2 separate regions of the Mus musculus genome follow, and region 2 is linked to region 1. The links are chromatin loops, found by intact Hi-C in ENCODE. Cell type or tissue: heart. All regions are shown on one strand.

Region 1 (8,000 bases):
GGGAAGGAAGCGGGTAGAGCTTTGAACATTTGGGTCCGAGCATAAATTGATGGTGTAAGTGAAGGCATAGAGAAAACAGTTGAGTTTGTCCAGGTTGAATTGCTGCCAAGTTGCTCAGAGAGAATGACAAATGGATGAGGAAGTTGAAGATGCTGGTGATATAGTAATTATAATCCCAAATGGAAGCTACTGAAGGTTCACCTAAGAGAAAGGAAACTCAATAGATCCCAATGAGTGTCCTCTGCTCAACTCTAGAGAGAGTTATGATAATAGTTATAGTCAAATGCACCAGAAGGGTAGGGAATGAGGCCAGGGAAACAGGGTGCTTGAGCTTGTCTTAAGAAACAGGTCCAGGGCTGACAGCCCAAGGAAGGAATGATAAGGGTGAGAGCAAGGTCATGAGGTAGGAAATGTAGGTTTTGACAGGTTATCAGGATGGCTACTGAAGTAGTCATGGTACTCAGAAAATAGCTTGGAGAGAAAGACCAACCTGGTGGAAAGGCCTCTGGGAATGAGAGAAAGAGAATGGGTTTTCTGTGAACGGGAAGTGGGTGATATCACCTTAACCTTAGCTGTGATGCACTGGGACATGAGAGAATAGATCACATCCTCACATTTCTGCAGGGACAGCAGCATGCTCAGGAAAGGCTCTTTCAGGACCTGGGGTAAGGACTGCTGTGAGGCCACAGTCAGCAACGTTATGACCAAAATTAGATTTGACTGAGTTTCCAGGCTGGACCCAACCTCTCCCAGCTTAACAAGTGGGCCACAACCACCATAAAGTGTATCTTTTAAGTCAGTTCTTTTCCATAGCAGTTAGTGAAGTAAGTCAACTTGCACGGCAAGACCAGACAGTATCTCTTTAATTCAGGGAACATTTGAAACAGTCAAGTCCTAGTGCAAAGAGGGACTGTGCACACAGTCCTTCCAAACTCAAAGTATAACACCTATGCTGTTTCTCAGCAGGAGGCAGTTAAGAAGGTGTCAGTCTGTCCCCCGGGAAGAAAGGCAAATCCCCACAAAGCCAGCCTTTCTAACTTTAGGAATAAAGAAAGATGATAGGGAAACAGTGAGGTGGGGGATTAGGGAGGCAGATGCTTCAGAGAGCTCCTATTGGCCTTCTGCCCTGTCAGTCACCCAAAACCTGGGCACTTAGATAAGCAGGGCTCTGTTCTTTGTTTAGTAAGGAAGCTTCCGTAGTGTGTTTCACTAGGAGCAATGGCAATTTAGAACTTAGAAGGTCAGCCCTCGGGAAAGGCAGGTTACCCCTAGGCCTACCTAAGAGTGGGCTGAATATTTGTAGGTTCCCAGAAGACCTTGAAGCGCTCTAGAGTGGGACCGAGCCTTCAGGCCTACCCAGCCTGCTTTGGGCCCCACCCGCGGGCCTGGGCTTAAGCTGCTCTAGCATAAGGTTTTGCAGGTAAAAGCAAAACCACTCATTTCTCTACACCAATATTTTGGTGTACATATTTGTAAAAGCCAATTGTTTTATAAACTAACCCAAAGTAAAAATGTTTGTCTTATCCCAACAGTCAAATTTTAGCCCAGTGTAGGGAGGAAAAAAAAAAAAAAGCTCTATAGCCTGAAAACTATACATTGAACCATCATAAAATCACTGAATGCTTTAAATGCATCCCAAAAAAAAAATGCATCCACATCATTTTATCATCTTCAGCTCAATGTAAAAGCATGCAGCATGCACTTGGTACTCACCAGGACCTTCAGGCATGCTGTTGTTTACCAATGAGCATGTTTTCTCTTCTCTCTAGGACTACCAGTTTACTCACCATGCGTTGTGTATCGAGCGGCCAGTGTAAATAGTCATTAACTTAGAAAGAAGTAGGACTCTCTGGGTCATGACCAGATTCAATTTCTGAAATTTGGAATGTATCTTTCATGAAAATAATATTCTGGGATAGCCTACAAACATCCATTTTGTCCAAAATAGAGCATACCTGTAGTATACAGTGATAGATAAGTGTTACCTTGTTTTATCCAGTTATTGCAACAGACATTTTAAATCATAGATTAAATGAGGCTTTGTCTTAAATATTAGCACTTGAGCAAAAGTGGCCATAGAAACAGAAGAGGCAGAAGCGCATGAGGAGCAGCATATGAAGTGAGTAGAACACAGTGGATGCTTAGGAGCTGGAATGGCAGATGCCACTAAAGGCCTTCAAGAGGCCACTAAAGGCCTTCATGCCGGGACCTGTACTCCTTTAATGCCTGTGTAATTAGGGGTTAGTTTTGATTCAGGAAGAAAATGGAGGAGAGAATTCTACTTCATGGAACTAGACAAGAATTAGGACAAGAAAGGAATAAGGAAGTTAGGAATGTGTAAAAGAGAAGGAGGGGTGTGAATTGCCAATTAGTGATTATTTGTCTGGCACATTATCTGTCTTAGACCTTTGGCTTCACTTGTAAAAATGGAACAATGATTTTAATTCTGTCTTGTGGATGGTACAAGACTGAATAGGAGACTGCAAACACATATCACTGCTCTCAGTAAAAATTAGTAACCACTTTCATTGTTTTCATTTCGTGACAGGTTCCAGTGAGACAAGTCAGCCTAAGTTCATGACCCTGGGTGGGAGAATTATTTGGCTGACCCATAGATGGTGCTAGTAGCACATGGGATGCTAGAATGGTGAGAGGCTAGACATGTTGTCCCTAAGGAAGACAGAAGTAGGTTGTAGCAGCTCCTAATGTCCTTGGTTGGAGAGTTAATCTCGTTGGTCAAGCACTACACTTAGAATGAGCAGTGAGAAAAGGTAATGGGGGGGTGGGAGGGGGGTAGATGCAGTGAAGCATGTGTGTGATAAGGGAGTCTGTCCATCCAGGGCAGATAAAGGACAAGAAGACAATGGGAAATTTGCTCACACAGTGCTGACAGTTCAGCAGCACACTTGGGGAAAGCTGGGCTATTTGACGCTAATGTGGATATTTACTGATTGTTTTGCTTACTGGATTAACCATTCTGTCTTTTTCTTTCTCTTTTCTCTCCTTCCTCCACCTCACCCTCTTTCTTGTCCATGTGTCTCTGCCTCCACCTTTTGCATATATAGTGTCAAATCTTGTTTCCAAAACATGGAGATTTGCAAGCGCCGGGTGAATATGTATGACACAGTGAACCAGAGCAAAACACCTTTCATCACTCACGTGGCCCCCAGCACATCCACCAACTTGACCATGACCTTTAACAACCAGCTGACCACTGTCCACAACCAGGTGAGTGGCAGGCACCAGGGAAAGGTGGGTGGGGCTAACCATCAGGACTCAGATATCCCAGATATCCCCCTCCAAACCCCAGCAGTCTTCCCATGTTGTCCTTTTGGGCCTGGAAGCTAAAGTGCCTGCTTCCTCAGCCTTTTTTTTTTTTTTTAAAGAAGCCAAGGGGAGACGTTTCTGTTTTGACTCTGGGACTGAGATGGTGCCTCTTCCCGTTTTCCTCTGAGCAAATGTGGGGAAAAAAGCCTGCTAAGAAATTGTAGAACCAGAGCTAGAGGAGTCCCTCCTTGCACCCTGTGTCCATGCTGTCTGTATTCAGGAGAGGAAAAACCTGTTCATTCTCTATGTCATAGAAAAGCCAGCTCATAGGTCTGTCACCGGAGTCCTAGCAGCTCTTCCCAAGGGATACAGGAAGCTGAGCTTCCCTTCACGTGGATTTTCAACCTTCTGCAGATTGGCAGGCTCAGCAACATAGGACGATGTCTGAAATACAGACAGAAAATACACTCAGAAAAGAGCTACTGAATGAAGACTCTCCACAACCTGATTCACCCACCTCTAGACTCAGAGGCTTGAACCGTTACTCCCATCTTCCAGTCTTATAAGTCCCCAAAGAAGCATTCCCAGACTCTCCAGCCCTAATACCAATCTGTAATGACAACAGTGTCCTTTGTGTTGTTCATACCTCTGCATAAGGACATACACCTTCAGAGCAGAGGAATAAGTATGGAAACCTACTGTGTGAATGCAGCAGCTGGCTGTCCACTTTTGTTGGCTGGTCCTCTCCCATCACTGAGGAGTCACTGGCCCCTGCCTTCAGCACTGCTCTTATTCGCCGGGCTTTATTGGCCTGTTCCCTCTTAGCTTGAATTCTAGTTGCTAACTCTCTCTGCTAACTCTCTCTGCTTAGACTGAGTGCCATCTGGAATCTGCTGCCCCCTGGAGGCCATCAGTGTTCCTGACGCTATCTGTCCAGTGAAAAGCTCACACTTAGTGCTTAGGGTCAAAGACTTTTCTTACCAGCCCTTCAACTAGCCCTCAAGTTAAGGCCTTTCCATCTAGAGCTTCTCAAAGCAACCACTGGCGCTTTCTTCATTACCTTGAGGCTTGTTTTCCCATCAGTCCTTAGGAGACTCTTAATCCTAACGCTCTAACCTCAAATTCTTCGTTCCCATCTGCCATCTGTCCCTTCCAATACCAATCTATGTAAGACAGCACACAGGAACGGGCACTCCTCAGATCATGTATGAGGTCAGCTGACTCCCCCTACCCCACCAGCCCTTCTATAGATCTCTTTATAGCCATCAGACTGAGGTCTACATCAGAGCAGCCCACCTCCATGTTTCCTGTGATATGATAGCCTCACATCCGTCCCAAAGAGTATCACCAAAACTGAAAATCACAATGGCAGGTCCCAAGTAAGGGCACCTCCCTTCTCCATGACACTGAGACTGCAAGGTTGCTAGGTAGGACCAGAGTGAAAAAAAACGGCTGTGAACTTAGTGTGATGTAGGCCTAAGCATTGAGAAGATGAAGTGCTGTCCTACAAAACTAAGATCCAGAGAGCAAAACTCTCCATCATCTGAACTTGGAAGTGTTAGGCCCTAATTAGATATATCAGAAAAACAAATTATTTGGATTATAACCTAGACTTAAGCACTAAGGCATGCTTCCCCTCCTCTGATACTATTACAAAGTGGCCACACTTCTGGCAGGAAGCATTGGGTCAGACTTTTCTCGGCATGGCACCATTCAGTCCTCCCGGCATCCATGTGGAATGCATATTGTCACTGTCCTTTAGAGGAAGACACTGAGATAAAGTGGTTAATCCTCTTAACAAAGGCTATGTTAGTACATATGAGGTAGTTTGGGTTTGGACTGCAGCAGCCTGGTGTCAGGGTCTGTACCCTTGAAGCACACACACTGACTCACAGATGAATCCTGTGGAGATCCTCAGCCAGTACCTCCTAGACAGCCTCTGCTCTCTAAGTGCAACAAAACTCCCTTTGTACACTAGTAACCCAGTGCTGTGTTTACTCCACGGGACCCTGGAGTTTTGCTCATCCTGAACACTGAATGTTTAAAACAACAAAATTCACCTACAGATTGATGTTAGTGGAAGGATACAGAATGAGTTCTTTGTTGCTCTTAACATATATCCAGTAGACTAGCACTTTTCAAAGTGCTCACTAATCTGTAATTGTTTATGTCTCAAGAAAGCTGGGCCAATACATCATAATTTCTATGTACTTTCAAAAAATATTAGTAACATTGAGTAGGGAGTCCTTCCTGCGTGTTCTTGGTTTAATTCTTAAGGTCAGCCTCGTTATTAACATTTCCAAGGTGTCTTCTTTTAGGGATATATCCTTCTACCAAGAATTTTAACTGAACTTATAGGTTAGGCTTACATCCTGTTCTTAGAGATGTCAACAATTGAAATGTCTATTACAACTGTATCCAAGAACCACTTGGGCCTATCTTTGCAACATAAGTTACCAGTGAACTTATTTTTTTCTTCTTATTTCTCTTTGTTATCCAAAACAGCTCTTAGAACCACAGAGGACAGGGTAAAAGTCACCCACACCATCATACATACTTTCATCAGCTGATCCCTAAGCAGGATCAGAAACTGAGGGAAACGGTCATCATGCCTACTGGTCACTCTGGGGACTGGCACTCATATCATGACATGAGTTCCACTCCTAGAGAAGCAGTACATGAGCTGAAAACAGATCCAGATCCAGGTTACACACATAAAGTCAGTCAGGCAGACAAGCAGAGGACCACAAGTCCTCCCCTACGAGTCCTTCTCCCAAGGAGGCATCAGTTAGGGTGCTGACCACACTGCCCAGCACACTGTGGCAGGCGTTGAGCCACACAGTCACAGATTACTGTACAAGAACACACAGGAATAGCTCAACTCTACTGTCTGGGAAAGTTCTGCTTTGGAGCCCTGGTGCCAAGGCTGACCCCAAAGCACAGAGGCTCAGAGATAACTCTGTGGGCCACAGGATTCCTATGAGATGAATAGCCTATATTCACAGTAGGCTAGGAAAACAACTAGACTAGGAAGGTACCTAAGGGTCTATAGAAAACAAACGGTACCAGGTCAAGATGCATACACTGCACTCATGAGGCTGTTACTGGAATTTTTACCCCCATTTTTTATTAGATATTTTCTTTATATACATTTCAAATTTCAAATGCTATCCCGAAAGTTCCCTATACCCCCCCCCCCTGCTGCCGCCCTGCTCCCCTACCCACCCACTCCCGCTTCTTGGCCCTGGCATTCCCCTGTACTGAGGCATATAAAGTTTGCAATACCAAGGGGCCTCTCTTCCCAGTTCTGGTCACTAGGCCATCTTCTGCTACATATGCAGCTAGAGACATGAGCTCCAGGGGTACTGGTTAGTTCATATTGTTGTTCCACCTATAGGGTTGTAGACCCCTTCAGCTCCTTGGTTACTTTCTCTAGCTCCCCCATTGGGGGCCCAGTGTTCCATCCAATAGCTGACTGTGAGCAACCACTTCTGTATTTGCCAGGCACTGGCATAGCCTCATACAAGACAGCTATACCAGGGTCCCTTCATCAAAAACAGATGCTTATGTACAAAGCAGGGTGCTAATGCGTAAAGTGGTCTTTAAGAGAGAATGATTCAAGGCTGGAGAGATGGCTTAGTGGTTAAGAACACTGGCTGCTCTTCCAAAGGACCTGGGTTCAATTCCCAGACCCATGTTGTGGCTCATACATAACCTGTTGTAGTAACCCACAAGTACTATATTTACTGGCTAAAAAAAATGTGTCCCTGTGTTCTCACTTGTCAGTTGCTGGGTCAGCACAGGCTAGAAGGATATGTAAATGTCTGTCTCTTCCTCACCTGCCTAAAACAGAAAGGCAGGCTGCTGTGGGGATAGTCACACAGACCTCAGTGCTGAGAGGCAACCCAGAAAGTGGGCTGGGTATCGTCCTGCTGCTGACTGATTCCAACTGGAGGAGTAAAGAGTGTGGCCTTCTGCAGAATGAAGAGCTGGTAGAGCTGGGGCAGACTGACCAGGCAGAAGGACAGACACAGGAGACAGAAGGAAGAGCAGGAGCAGGCAGGGAGGTAGAGCAGAGAGAGCCACACGGAGACAGACACAATGCAGAGAAGTTGGCTTAAGTGAGAGGCTAACCCAACTGCCCCAACAAACAGGCCAGTTAAACCTCAAGCGGGACCCCCGAGTTCCCCTCAGTAATAACCATCAGTAATTCCAGTTCCAGGAAATGCAATGTCCTTTCCTAGCTTCTGTGAGCACTAGGCACATACATGGTACACAGACAAACATGCAGGCAAAACACCCATACATGTTTTTTAAAAATTAAAAGAGAGAAAATGATCCTGTGCCCAACTACTGAAAGAGAAGTAGAGAGCAGGGACTCACTGGCCAGGGGCTTACAGGTCCTGGGCGCCAGAGAACAAGAAGAAACAGCCCATTGTTCTAGGGATGTTGGAAGGCAGAGGCATGGGGAACAGTGACTGATCAGAGGATGGGAAAGCCCAGTCAGATGGGAAGAGATTGGTGCCATGGCCTCCAGCGGGAGACCCTCGGGGCCTGAGCTCATAGTGTCTGAGATGACAGTGGAAATGTGGTAAGGGAGCTGCCAGGAAGAATAATGGTGGGGAAAACTGGAGCTGGGTGTTGTCATCAGTATAGACACCGGCTCCTACGTGTGCATGCATGTCCCCACCATACTTCCAGGAGGCACTACAGGGACTGCTGAAAATGCACAC
Region 2 (8,000 bases), 180 kb before region 1:
AGGCTCTGGAAAGGCATAATGGATAGTTGTATTCTGGGAGCTGGGTTAGGGGATGAAGGATGTCAACGGTAATGCCTGACCTTCTAACTTCTCCCCTTGATGGTGTCCTGCAGCACAGTGAGGACATGGGGGGAGGGGGAGGAGTCCAGGAAAGAGCCTAGGTAGGGAAAGGACAGTGGCTCCAGTGTTTGCATGCTGAGCACAAGCACATAAAGGACCTCACAGGTAACAAGGCTGACCTGCAACAATGAGGAGAAGGACCTGAAGTGAGAGAATGGCTTCCATCTTCAGAGACATTTGCATGTGGATAGGATGGATGGTGAGCCACTAAAAAACAAAAACTCCACCCCCACCCCCACCCCTCCCACCCCAGTTGGTAAGAAGCTTGCTGTGTAAACAACAGAATCCAATTTTAATACCCAGAGCACACACAAAGGAGTCAGCTGTGGTAGCACAAGCTTAAATAAAATCCCAATACTGGAATGGCAGAGTCAGTTGAATCCCTTTGGTCTGCTGAGCAGCCAGCACACCCTACTGAGAAAGCCCCAGGCCAATGAAAGACACTGTCTCAAAAACCAAGGTAGATGGTATCCCAAGAAACAACATCCAACGTTGACCTCTGACCTTCTCTCATGCATGCACACTTGTGTGCATACACACACACAAAGCCTGCACACAGACACATGCACACACATACAGAGAGAGAGAGAGAGAGAGAGAGAGAGAGAGAGAGAGAACACATGCTGCAAGGAAGGGCAGAGAGAAGTCTGGGAGAGAGGAGGGTGGATTCCAGAGAGCAAAAAAATCACAGAGAAGCCATATTCAGTGCTGAGGGACTCAAACCCTTTTGTTCCTAAATGTCCTCACACTGTAGTTCCTGTGGTCTTAGGAACTTACACTATTGCTCCAAATCTCAATTTTCCCCCCAACTCTCATAGTTGTGGGGACAGGGATGTGCTCTGTGTACCTGGCTTAGCAAAACTTCAACCCAGCAAGCACTTGATGCAAGCAGTCACAGGGCATGGCCAAGGACATTGACTGCTTGAGTGCAGTGGCTCCCAACATGTTTTTGGATTTGGTATTGGGGTCCCTATGGTTACCCTCATGATGGCTTTGGGAGCGGCGTGTGTAGAGAGTCGGGGCTAGAGAAAAGCAGGCTTAGAAAGGGCTGGACCAGGTGCCACTCACTGTCTGTGCATGATGTGGTAAGAGGATGTAGCATGCATTTGCAGACTTGTGAAAGACAGCAGCCATCTGTGTGTGTTCCCTGCCTGTGATAAGGGCAGAGCTCTCTCTTTGCTTCGGGGTTGCTATGGAAATACGGACAGGTGCATAAACAGCTTTAAGGTCTATGTCAAATCTTGATTTTGTATTGGTTTGTGAGGGCAGGGACCATATTTTCGATCTCATTGTGCAAGCATGCCGCCTGTCGCTCTGCCGTCTCTCCTTCCTGCCCGTCATTAGCATCCTCGGGGCCCACCCCTCCCCAGTCTGTCCTCTCCAGCTCCATTCTCATTCCCAAGTTTCAGACCAATATTTCCAGCTGCCCACTGGGTCCCCCTCCCTGACAACTATCTCACAGATGCTGCCGATTGGAAATATCTAAAACTAGATTCGTGACTGCAGCTTCCATCTCGCCTCACCTCTCCCACATTCTGTCTCTGTGGCTCCAAGTCGAAAATTTGGGCTTACCCGTGACTTTACCTCTTCCTACCCACCATTTCTTGCCATGAGTGAAGCACCAATCCCTGCAGGTTCTGCCTGCCAAGCCTCCCTCAGTATGCCCACGGCTCCCCTTGTTCATCCACTACAGCTCATTCCATTGGTTCCTTGGCAGCTGCTCTGTCAGACAGCAGCCTAGGCCACGAGAACCCTGATATGATAACTGAACAGGAACTGATCCCACTGGGCTTGTATTTAGAAAGACATACAGACATCCATTCCTCCACCGCCGAGTCTGTGCTCCATGCTCGTGTCTCTTACTCGTCTGCAAATCTCCTCCTTCTCATTCATTCTCACAACCGTGACTCATTGGATTTGCACAAGGGACTGACTGCCGTTGCTTTGTGTGCCTGAAAAATGTAGAGAATGCTGGGGCCCTGAACAAGGCCTTATATTGGACTGGATGCTGTAGGAGAAATGTGGGACAGTCGGTACTTTCCCTCTGAGGAGTGGGGAAACCATTAAAGAGCTTCAAGCAGGGCAGTGAGGAGATGCTAGTTAGACCAATTACATTCCTTCTGACTTCATTACTTAAAATGAAATTTGGCTCATCAGATGAGCATCTAACACCCACGTGTCAACATCACACAGGTCTTCCCATCTCAGGGAGGCAGAAGTGACACGATCATTTAGATTTTGACTGGGTATGTCATCAGAAGGCAGTAGACAGTGCTACTAGACAGAGCTACCACGGGCTGCTCTTGATGTTGCTCTCCAGATATGGCCAAGCCTGCCTCCCTCACTTCTCCATTTTTCCATCAATATATGTCACCCACGATCTCAGCCTGTGAGCTGTTGGCACGTCCTAAATTGTCAGAGACTCTCTCTTGGCATGTCTCATGGCTGAGTGTGGCCACATGTTGACAATGAGACACGCTTTGCCTACGAACATGCAGAGTCAGCAGATGGCTCGACTGCCTTGCGGCAAGTCAGAGAGCTTTCAGCAAGTTAGAGCCCGGAACAGTCATTTGTCACCTCCCAGTCACTGGGCAAGCCAGGCACTGAGGAAAGAGACTGCATGGCTAGAACGCAGAATTCAGACTCTACAGAGCTTGACAGCAAGACCATAGTGGCCTTCCTTATGTTGTCAGCACGGGAACATCCCACCACAGGGTGAAGAGGGCACCATAACATCTACACAGGGCCAGTGCTCATACAGCAGAAGATGGGCTATCAGTCAGGAGTGTAGGCAGCAGCTGCCTCCAAGAAAATCATTAGTGCAAAGCAGGACCCTGCTATCCCCAAAGAATTGCATGGAGATTAGAATTGGGTCTAGGGGGGAAGCTAGGAAGAATAATGTTGTAACAAAGATCTGCCAATCCTTGTAAGGAAATAGATATAAAGTTGCCATTCACATAATGGTCCAAAGCAAGGCATCCTGTGAGCAGCTCCCACACAGTGTTTGAAGATCCAGGCTCCCTTCATCCCATAAGCTTGTCACTCAACAGACCTTCAGACATCCCTGCAGGATCAGCCATAGCTAACTAGCCTATGGGAAAGAAGAGGAGGGGATTCTGGGAGGTGGTGCTTTGCAAGTCAGGCCTGGAAGAAGTAGAGATCTCTACTACTTTTTGCCTTGGCCTGGATTCAGATATGAGGCCACACCTAACTGTAGAGGAGGCTGGGAGGTGGAGTCAGACCTAAGAGGAAAAACCATTAGGTTAGGGGATATAGAACATTCCTGCCCCTGGTAGGGAGCCCATGAGACTCTTCTGTGGGACAAGGCACTAGAACAGGCTAGTAACCAAGGCTACATCTGGACCAACAGATCAGGAGACAGGCATGGAGAGGTATTAGCTCCTAAGGGGATGGCGTGTCAACCTTCAACTTCCCAACTACCTAGAGGCTCAGCTGAGATCTGGGGTCTGCTTTATCCAACTCCCAGGAGCCTGCTCCCAGTCTCACAGGGACTCTGGGTCTGTCTGCATGTGACATTCATCTTAGCCCACTCAAAGACCCTCTAGGATCTGGTGCTGCCTAAACCAAGGCTCAGTTTCCTCTACCCTGAGAACACTGTGAACTGAAAAAAAGATTTGCTCTATGACCATGGCTGGAACTCAGTGACAGAGCGAGCGCTTGCAAGCATAGGCCCTAGGCTTAATCCTCAGTACTATCAGACAGAGAGAGAGAGAGAGAGAGAGAGAGAGAGAGAGAGAGTCCTAGCTCATGAACTTATGGCAGGCCCTGGGTCACCTACACCTCACCCTTCCTTCATAGGCTAGGTTCTTTCCTAAACATCTTCATTACTCAAGAGTAGATGCCCCCTCAGGAAAGGCCCCCAGGACATCCCAGAAAGCAGGGTCTGACCATTTTTTTCCCTACCATAGCACCTCAAACCTATACCACCGAGGTTACCTCTATATACTTACACTCCAAGCATAAGTTAGGCTTCTAATGAAGACTATATCTGGCCCAGTGTTGTGCCTCCAGTGGCCAGGAGGTGCCTGCTTGTCTCTCAGTTCACAGAATGCTGAATGAGTGAAGGAATAAATGAAATGAACTCTTGCCTGTGTTTTAGGTAGCTGCCACCAGGTGGCAGTAGTGCTCTTTGGGTTATGAGGGTAGGTGGTAGCACTCCAGCAAATTGCAGTGTGTTCCCATTACCCAACCAGCGGGAACATTTTCTAGACAATAGCCATCAAGTGACTACTCAAAACTAGGTGTCCAAGAAAGCTATGATGGTGAACTTCCAGAAGGAAAGACAGTACCATGGTGTTGTGGAGCCACTAGACCTCTCTCCACAGAACATTCTCTAGGTTGCACTACTTAACTCAAGCACTAGAAGCTGCCCATGGCTGTCTGGACTCACTGTCTCTAGTTCTGCTTGCTTATCTTATCAAGGGTTCCCAAGTAGACCCTTCTGACTGGAGGCAGGGTTCACAAAGAAAGCTAATGAGAGATAAGGCTAGACTCGGGGCGGTGCCAGCAGATGGAGGCCTCTAGATACCAGGCTAAGAAGCCTGGACTTTATCCTGAAGGTGCCAGACTTGTGGTTAAGATTCTTGCAGGCCTGCATGTGTGTGTGCATGTGTGAGCAGGCAGGTATGCATGTGTTCAAGCACATGTGTGAAAGAAGGTAGAATAGGAGGGAGGACACATACTAAATACCTAGGGGCTGTAGAGAGAGACTCACAGACAGGAGACCCACACAGCTGTAGTTTCATAAACAGGGCTGAGGCCACACAAGGGAGACAATGTATGACAGCCATCTTGGGCATGCTCTGGAATGTTCCTCAAATAGAACTGGAGAGGCTGAAGACCAAAACAGTGTGCCCCGGGAGAAGCCTGGGCTGTTGGATAGAAGAGAACACTGTACATGACAAGAACACAGAACTACTTGTCACAGTAGGAAAAGATGGCCCTTCCTAGGCTCCATGGGACTTGTAACTTCTTATCCACTGAAAAACTGTCCGGCCTACTCTGCTCCCAGCCGAAGGCTGTGGAGTTAAGCCCCACCCTACCTGAGGACGCACTGCCCTGAGGGGAAGACCTCAAGGCTCTGGGGCTACAAGCAAGAACCAAGGATGAGACTTCTGAGGGACATGGAGAAGATGAAGGCCATTCGCTTTTCTGTTTGGTGGGCAGAGGGGTCCGACATGGCTCTGTGTGCACAGCACACGTTCATATGTGTCAGTGTGTTAGCCAGCAAGCTCATGGAGGTTCCGGGACAACCCTGGGTGTAGATGCTTGTTTGTTGAGACAGGGTTCAACCTCCCAGGGTTCTCCCGGTTCTATCTCCCATCTTCCACAGAAGTGTGGGGATTCTGGGTGTACGCACAACTGGGTCCAGTTTTACCCAAGTTCTGAGGCTTCAAACTCAGGTTGTTGGGCTTGTTCAGCAAGCGCTCTGCCCACTGAGTCATCTCCTCGACCCCGAGGACAGTTATTTTTAAGGGGAGTATCTGAAGCTCCTAGTCTCTAGTGCACTGGTCCTTCAACTTGATCTCACGGGACTCCCCTGCACAATAATATCTGGGCCATTCAGCAGAGCTTCAGACTCAGTGGGTCTAGGCTGAGACCTGAGAATTTGCATTTTAACAACTTCCCAGGGGCTGCTGCTGCTGATCTGGGCTCCTGGTGAGGACGCCCGAGTTTCTCAGCCCTTCCTGTCTCCCAGTACTTATAGTTCAAGGGGAGGCATTTTAAAATTCCAAAGTCTAGTCTTACAGCAACTGAATGGAAATCCAGAAAACACCTGGCCTAGAGACTCTTCTCCTCCCCTCAGATTCCAAAGGACACCTCTCCTCCAGGTGGCCTCTCCCCAAGCCCTGGGCAGCCCCTAACTTTTATTGCCACCACACTCCTGGGATCAAGTGTCTTTGACATCTCCCAATAACATTATACGAAGTCCTGCAGAAACCTAAGAGAGTGTCCTTTCCCTCCACACAGTAGTAGAAGATGAGGTAGCATAAGGTGTGTGTGGGATGGGTGTAAATATGGGTCTAAAATCCCACATAATTGCATGATGGAGAGGTGTTGCCAAGGTAAATTAATAAGAAAACAGTTGGGTGATGTTTACCAACAAAATCAGTTTGGGGTGTGTTAACTACATTTGCTCATTGAAATAAGCTGTCGGTTAGAATAAGTCATGTCAGAAGATGCAGCCTTCCCCCCATGGAATGGACCACATTATTCTATCTGCTTGGTCAGGCTACCAAGAAATAGGAAAACTGCCAAGGTAAGGTCTGGGAGCCTCGTAGGGATGCTTTGCAAAATCAGTCAAGCACTCTCTCTGCTCACACACACTCTCTCCCTGTGATTGATTCTCTTACAGCGAGAATCTTATAGAATAGTAGTGCAATGAGGATTTGAGGCAGAACTTGGACTATATCTAGGGTTGAAGGACCTAATGCCATCACCCAAGACACATGGAGTATCCACTGGGTGGCAGGCTGAAGGACAGAGCTGGGGGGCACCTGGGGGACCAGGACATCAGCCGGAAATGGAAATCACAGGATGGAACAACTGGGTGACAATGGCAGTCTTGGTAAATGCCCGGGGACAACACAGACGATCTGGGCACCGAGGTAGCTGCCCACTCTCATCGAGCATCCCTGACACCAGGTTGCTGGCTCTCTGCTTGAAATCCTCCCCCTCCTCAGAAAGCGGCGGTCCCTGGGTTGCTTAGCTTTGGCATCTGTGTCATGTCTCTCCAGGGCCCTAAGTCAGTGAGATGCCAGGACTCTCACTGGAGCTCTGCTGAGCTCTCTGTGCCATCTTGTACTAGGACTCCACACTCGCTCTTTCCTCTGATGGCAACGGCCGGCCGTCTCCTGATTCAGGCACAGCTGGGATGAGAGAACACTCTGCCAGGCTGTTACCAGCCCAGCCCAGTGACCCTTGAAGACAAGGCTAGAAACTGGCAGGGAGAGGAGTCAGAACCCAGTCACCCACACTGGTCATCTCCCTAACAACCGTGAGGGAGGAAGAAAGGAAGGGACAGAGGGACAGAGCCATGCACTCCAAACTTCAATCTTCATGAAGAACAGACCAATAGCCCAGGCTGTGGCCGAGTGAACAAGACACAAGCAGAAGTCTGGATATGGCTTCTCAAAATGCTAGGCAGGCAGATGGAGGATTTCCAGCAATGAGAGGCTGATGTTGTCTGAATGGAGCTTCCTCCAGGCCAGACAGGAAGCACAGAGGTGCTGGCAAAGGTAGCACTGAATCCTATGTCCTATCCCAAAGAACCACTGAGTTGAAGGGAAACGAACAGACAAGGATAGAAGCAATACACAGCCAACAGAAAGGAAGAAACACTCTTTCTTTGGTGATTGGAGAGCAGGCAGGTACAAAGGAGGTCCACACCCTTCATCTCGCTCATCTCTCATTAGGAATAGATCCCAAATGTCGCAACTTTCTGTGTCTGTCTTCACAGAGTTTAATATGAAGAAAGAATATAATAATCTGGATAATTCCTCATCTTTGAGTTACCAGAGCCTAGAACTCCAGGGAAGGTGGCTTCAGGTACATACTTACAAACAGGCAGTACAGGGACCCACTTGGGTATCTGTGAGCAGTTTGAAGACTATAGGACATAAGTCTATAGTGGGTATTTTTTCCAAGAAACAGGGTCTAAGTAAGAAACCTAAGAACCCTGGACTTACCTCAGACATTCCAGGAAGCCATAATCAACTCAGGAATCTCACCAGCCCTAGACCAGAGGCCCAGAGGGATTTTGGTTTCTTTGGGATTGTTTGTTTGTTTGTTTGTTTGTTTGTGGGAAGAGGTATTTTGTTTTTAGACAGGGTCTTACTATGTATCCCTGGCTGTCCTGG

The links. A loop is a pair of places that touch in the nucleus more often than their neighbours do. Peaks named below come from ENCODE experiments on the same cell type or tissue, not always from the same donor. Only the 100,000 strongest peaks of a DNase experiment are listed, where the experiment ranks them.
Region 2: it touches region 1 in a loop (9-fold over the local background); 35 of 42 quality-filtered maps call a loop at or near these places.

What each region holds. Positions count from the first base shown.
Region 1 is chr6:38,732,586-38,740,585 of GRCm38, reverse strand. Hipk2 (homeodomain interacting protein kinase 2) reads left to right here. Exons shown (of 15, transcript NM_010433.2): 7 at 3,066-3,228. 4930502C15Rik (a long non-coding RNA gene) reads right to left here and starts at 3,070. Exons shown (of 4, transcript XR_003956279.1): 1 at 1-3,070. In heart, CTCF peaks have their summits at 2,615 and 4,177 (motif pointing left); a DNase peak (open chromatin) is centred at 4,145; H3K27ac peaks cover 304 bases.
Region 2 is chr6:38,907,638-38,915,637 of GRCm38, reverse strand. It overlaps a transcript of Tbxas1 not described here. Among named protein-coding and RNA genes, the nearest start is that of Tbxas1, 7.3 kb to the left of the region's middle. In heart, a CTCF peak has its summit at 4,243 (motif pointing right); DNase peaks (open chromatin) are centred at 2,592 and 4,227; H3K27ac peaks cover 5,355 bases.